Regions from separate parts of the Mus musculus genome. Here region 1 is linked to region 2. The links are chromatin loops, found by intact Hi-C in ENCODE. Cell type or tissue: heart. All regions are shown on one strand. Each heading gives the region's core, and the rest is flanking DNA. Links, peaks and the distances in the headings are about the cores only. Region 1 has its middle 85 kb from the start of Ccdc28a. Region 2 holds the start of Ccdc28a (coiled-coil domain containing 28A).

Region 1 (2,907 bases), core at 198-2,697, 86 kb after region 2:
GTTCCTCTGGACTCCCAGTTGACTACAGAACTCTTGGTCAGCGGGTGACTTATTGAGGTCTTCCACGAGGTCCACAAAAGCGTCCCAGAAGTCTTGAGAGCTTTGCAGGAGAGAGACCAGGGGGGCTCAGACGAGCCGCCCAGCGTTTCCAGGGAGGCAGGACGGAGCCTCAGCCGCCACCGCAGCAGCGCAGGTGAGCTGCCGAGTTCTTGGTTGGCCCCGCAGTCCGGCGCCTCTGCGACGCCCGCGCAGCGCCCCACTCGGGCCTGGGGTGCGGGCGGCGACTGGGCCCCGGCGCCCGGGGGCTCGGCTGGGGGCGTGGGCGGCGACCCGGAGCTCCGGGACTGCGCGGCCGCCCCAGCAGGGTGCGCTGGGGCGCCGGGCGGCCAACGGCCTGGGCGCAGGGCGCGGCGGGCGCGGGAGCCGCAGGTGGTTCCCAGCCGGCCTTTCTCCTCCCCCTTCCCTTTCTCCGGCCGCCCTCCCTCGCGCCCGTGGCGGCGGCACTTCCCCCGCTTCCTCCTCCCTCTCCAATCCAGAGGGAGGGAAGGAGCCGAGGCGCTTTCCTGCCTGCAAACTTCAGCGGGGCCCGCCGCGGCCGCCCGGGAGCTGCTCCGGGAACTTTCTCGGCCGCGCTGCTCCAGAGCCCCGGAGGAGGCAAGCAGCCGCGCGGCACCGGGTTAGGGTCTCCGCGCGGTCCCTGCGCCTCCTCGCCGCCCGGCCTCGTCCCCGCGGCAGCTGCCCCGGGACCCTCCTTTGTGTTGGATGCGGACCCGCGCCCATCGTCCCCGGGGCCCGGCGTGAACTCCGTGATCGCCGGTCCGCCGGCACCCCGCGTGCCCAGCCATGCCCTTCCACCAACGAAGCGTAGAGCCCGCACGGCTGCGCCGGCCCGACGAGGCGGCACTGGCTCGGGCTGGGGACCCGCCGCTCTTCCGCTCGCTGGAGCAGGTCAGCTCGCACACCCTGGTCTGCCTGCTCGCCCAGCTGGCCGACCTGTCGCGCTGCGCTGGGGACATTTTCGGGGAGCTCGAGGGCCAGGCGGCTGCGCTGGGTCACCGCACCGCCGAGTTGCACCGTCGCCTGGACGCCCTGCACGCCGCCGCCGCGCGTCTGGACCACCGGCGAGTGAAAATCCGTGAGTGGCTGGTGGCCCCGGGGAGGGCACCGCGGCACAGAGGCGCTCGGCCAGCTGCTGCCTCCCGCCCCCTGGCGGCCCAGGCTCAGCTTTCTGACCTCCTCGGGAGCCCACGGGTGTCGGTGGCTCGGGTGGGGAGGCAGTCCAGGTAGCAATATACGTGTGATGAGCCCCGATTCTGGCCTCCAAAAAACTGACTTGGAGTGGGCGCAGAGTGTGGCTTTTGGGAGTGCCATTCCTCTGCTCTGTCAGTGGGAAACTGACGAGCAGCAACAGCTATGGCACAAGTGATGGTGTCCTGTCGAAGTCATTACTATTGCTATGTGCTAAAACACACAGCTTTTAAGCGGTGGACACCTCACACTTGAGGATCAGTTTGTGGACAATCTCTGGGGACCAAGCGAGGATTGCAGCAGCTTGTCACAGCTGCGCAACACCCCACCCCCCGCGCCCCCCGCAGGTATTGTACCTGTGGCATTACCTTCCAAAGAAAGCACACAAACTTGAGGTTTTTACTTTTAGCCTTGAATTTTGTTTCCTTTTCCAGAGTGGCCACTGGTTCTTTGTTATTCAGAGGACCTTGACCTTGAGCTGGGACTCTGTCTTTGGCCCTCTTCAACCCCCCAGATTAAGTCTATGTCTTGACATTGTAATCTCCAAGTGCCCATCTCTTTTCAGCAGCTTTAACTGGCTCTGATGAATGAAGGGACTGGAATTTCCTGCTGGCCTAAACTAAGAAACTTTCAGTGTGATGCCTGGGTGGTTTCTCCCTTTCCAGTAGGTGAACTTGTTCATGCTACTTAGTGCAAAGAGTAAATTGGGGATGGCTGATGGATTGCCGGGTGGGAGGGGAGATACTGGTATAACAGCCCACGCCTAGGTTTCAGCAGCTCTGCATGAAAAATGGCCCGACTTAGAATCACTTCATACGTGTGTAATCCGGAGTAGCTTGTTTTCCAGCTTGAAAACCCAAGTCACGTTTAACCATCTCGAAGCTTAGGAGTTCGAATTTTCACAAATTTGAATCTACTACTTACATATGCCGCTGTAATGTGTTTCCTAAGTTGTGCATTTCTGGTTATGCTAAAACACACAGCTTTTAAGTGGTGGACAGCTTTCAACCCAGGAGAGTGGGAGGGGATGAGAAGGGGCGTGGAGTCAAAATGACCTAATAATTTGTACGGAACATAATCAGAATCTATTTAGTTCATGTGAACGATGACCTCATGCATAGGATGTGCTGTCCTAGGGGACCTTCACTGTAAACCTGGCAGTCCTGTTTGTTTCTGTGCCTTTTTGTGTTGGGTGTGTGCACCTGGGTGAGTGAGACTGTCATCCCTGACGTGCAGTGTGGTGAGGCCGCTCTAACTACTGGGTGAAGAACTCTAAGGGAAGTAAACAAAACAAAACAAAGAGAACACATTCTAGTTACATGGAATGGAGTGTTGCCCCATTCTGTAATTGCAGAACAAGGCCAATTACAATTTTAAGATAACCTGTAGAAAAATAAACAATATTCCTTGATGTTAAAACTCTTTCCTTGCTGGCTGGAGAGATGGCTCAGAGGTTAAGGACACTAGCTGCTCTCTTCTAGAGGGCCCTGGTTCAATTCCCAGCATCACCATTGCAGATCATGGCTCCCTGTAAGTCCAGTTGCTAGGGGATCCAACACCCCATACAGACATACACACAGGCAAAACACCAGCACATAAAGTAAAAATAAACTGAGGAAAGAGACCGCTTATTTTGCTAGTTTTGCTTTGCATTTGAAT
Region 2 (2,907 bases), core at 178-2,677:
TTATCACAGAGAAAGGAGCTTCAGTTGGGGAAATGCCTCCATGAGATCCAACTGTAAGGCATTTTCTCAATTAGTGATCAAGGGGGAAAGGCCCCTTGTGGGTGGGACCATCTCTGGGCTGGTAGTTCTGGTTTCTATAAGAAAGCAGGCTGAGCAAGCCAGGGGAAGCAAACCAGTAAAGAACATCCCTCCCTGGCCTCTGCATCAGCTCCTGCTTCCTGACCTGCTTGAGTTCCAATCCTGACTTCCTTGGTGATGAACAGCAGTATGAAAGTGTAAGCTGAATAAACCCTTTCCTCCCCAACTTGCTTCTTGGTCATGATGTTTGTGCAGGAATAGAAACCCTAACTAAGACAATAATGTTACTCTCTTTAAACATACCAGAAGAGGGCATCAGATCCCATTGCAGATGATTGTGAGCCACCATGTTCAATTCTGGGAATTGAACTCAGGATCTCTGGAAGAGCAGCTAGTGCTCTTAACCGCTGAGTCATCTCTCCAGCCCTGTCTAATAATTTTTTAAAAAGCATTTTCTCTATTCACACATCTTCTAAGTATCTACTGTCTCTCTTCTACAAGCCAGGCACTGTCGTCAGTCCTGGGAAAGCAGCAATGAATTAGCCAAAGCCCTTAACCTCAAGAGGCCACCATTATATAAGTGACCAGTATAAACAAATCGCCCATGTAACTCCTCAGCCTCACTGGGCCTTTATCTGGCCTTTAGATCTCCCTTCTAAACCATACTCAAATACATGTATAATCAGGGCACCAGCGGACTAAGCTGCACCTTGAAGGCTTACATAATATACATTTTATTTACATGCTATTAACCACCACTCCTAGATATCTCTCTCTCTCTCCCCCCAAGGTGTCACTATGTAGCTTTGGCTGACCTGAAATTTGCTCTGTAGACTCAGCTGGCCCGAACTCATTAAAGGCATAGCTCTATCCCTCCTGGGATTAAAGGCATCAAAAGTGTGCACAGCTTCACCTTTTCTTTTTGAAAAACAATTCTGCTCTATGTCCTTGGCTGGCTGAGAAATTACTACGTAAGCCACGCTGGTTTCCAACCTGTGATGATCCTTCTCCCTCGGCTCTTGAGTGAGTCCTGGAAGGATGGGCATGTGCCACAAGTCTAGCTCTTTCGATTTGAATTTTCTTAATTCTATTATTAATTTATCACAAAAAAGTGTCAGAAAATGCATACCTGTTCCCCCCTTCAAATCGTTAACTGCACTATGAATTTAAAAAGATTTACTTTATGTATGTGAGTATAGTGTTACTCTCTTTAAACACACCAGAAGAGGGCATCAGATCCCATTACAGATGATTGTGAGCCATCATGTGGTTTCTGGGAATTGAACTCAGGATCTCTGGTCGTTTAAAAAATACTGTGGGGCTTAAGAGATGGCTCTGCAGTTAAGAGCACTGACTACTCTTTTCGGAGGTCTCTTTTGATTTCCAGGCCCAACAATGCTGCTTATGACAGTAACTTCTGTCCCAAGGTATCCAGTGCCCTCTTCTGGCCTCCAGGGGCACAGTGTGCACCTGTACACAGTCATCTAATAAAATTTAAAATCTAAAAGTGTTGAATTTAGTCCTGCCATGACTATTTTAAAAGACTGAAACTGACTTCTGTCACTCCTAAAAGAATTAGTCGGGAATTATACAGGTAATTTATTTTTGTTTTGCTAGCTGATGTGGGTTTTTCTTGGAAAAGGGTACAGCATTCAGTCTCTTGTCTCAGATACCAAGAGCGAATCCACTTGAGTCATTCGGGAATTGTTTAGCTGTAATACAGATTAAATAAAACTTTGAAGATGACGGAGCAGGTTTCCAAGAGATGAGGATCTGTATAATTGGTGATACATATAAACACGCTAACCTTCAAATCTATGGATGCTAATACACATTTGGTAACAAAAGAGGAGGAAAAAGCAAAAACCAGTTAATACATAAAGCATCGCCAATAAACCAATGGTCCCCGAGGGACCAAGCTTGCGATGTCCTCTTTTCTGAAAGATAACATCTGTCACAAGACCCTGAAATCCTTCTTGTATGACAAACACGAGGGACCTTTCCAGAGGGGACGAACTGCTCACGGTTGAATGTCAGGCCTCGCTGCCAACCAGAATCACCAGAGGTGCCTCTGGACTTTGCCTCATTCATTTCCCTTCCGCAACCCAGCCCTGCGATGACCCATCTACACTCAGCGGTGACCAGAGCAGGTGCTGAGGGGCTCGAATGAACAGGTTGCGGGGTCCCCTTACCCCATTACATACCGGAGGGAGAAAAGGCTGTGGTTACCCTTCCTCGGCTAGGAAAAGTAAGAGAGCGTTCAAAGCCTCCGCCAGGGCTGCATCAAGAGCCCAGCTCGTCTGCCTGGGTCACAAACCCAGGCAAGCGCCCTTTGTTTACGGAAGTGACGTAATCTGGGCGGGGCCCTCCGAGAGGCGAAAAGCCCCGCCTCTCCCAGGTCCCTTAGCGATGCTCGCGTCTCTGCTTTGGGCTCCGTCTTCCCATAGCCGCCTTCAGGTATGGCTCCAGCGGCTGCGGGAAAGAGGAGTTGTTGTTGGCCACTCCACTTCTGCCTGTCTCATGGCCTCATGGAAACTGGCTGTATATTGTCCTCACCGGAAGCGGCCAGCCACCTCGGTGAAGGACCGCCCCATGCACTGCAATTCCCAGCATGCCTTTCGAACAAATCGAAGGCGGAGCCTATTGTCCCCTTGCGGCGGATCCACACCTCGGATTGGCTGCTTTTAGTTTGGCTTGAGAAGCGGTATTGGGTTCAGCATCCCTGATGCTGTGCCGCCAAGTGTGATTCTGTAAATAGCCAGTATCCAAGCATTGCAGTTGGGTGTGGTGGGGGTGGGGTGAGTGCGTTTAGGTTTTCTGTGTACCTGT

The links. Peaks named below come from ENCODE experiments on the same cell type or tissue, not always from the same donor. Only the 100,000 strongest peaks of a DNase experiment are listed, where the experiment ranks them.
Region 1: a loop joins it to region 2, with 3 times the contacts of the local background. A loop is called at or near these places in 13 of 42 quality-filtered maps.

The regions. Positions count from the first base shown.
Region 1 is chr10:18,318,142-18,321,048 of GRCm38, forward strand. It overlaps a transcript of Nhsl1 not described here. Among named protein-coding and RNA genes, the nearest start is that of Ccdc28a, 85 kb to the left of the region's middle. In heart, for the core only: CTCF peaks have their summits at 411 and 1,208 (motif pointing left); DNase peaks (open chromatin) are centred at 500 and 1,130; H3K4me3 peaks cover 2,205 bases; H3K27ac peaks cover 1,434 bases.
Region 2 is chr10:18,232,570-18,235,476 of GRCm38, forward strand. Ccdc28a (coiled-coil domain containing 28A) reads right to left here and starts at 2,412. Exons shown (of 6, transcript NM_144820.4): 1 at 2,283-2,412. In heart, for the core only: a CTCF peak has its summit at 1,541 (motif pointing left); no DNase peak of the experiment used is centred there; H3K4me3 peaks cover 856 bases; H3K27ac peaks cover 681 bases.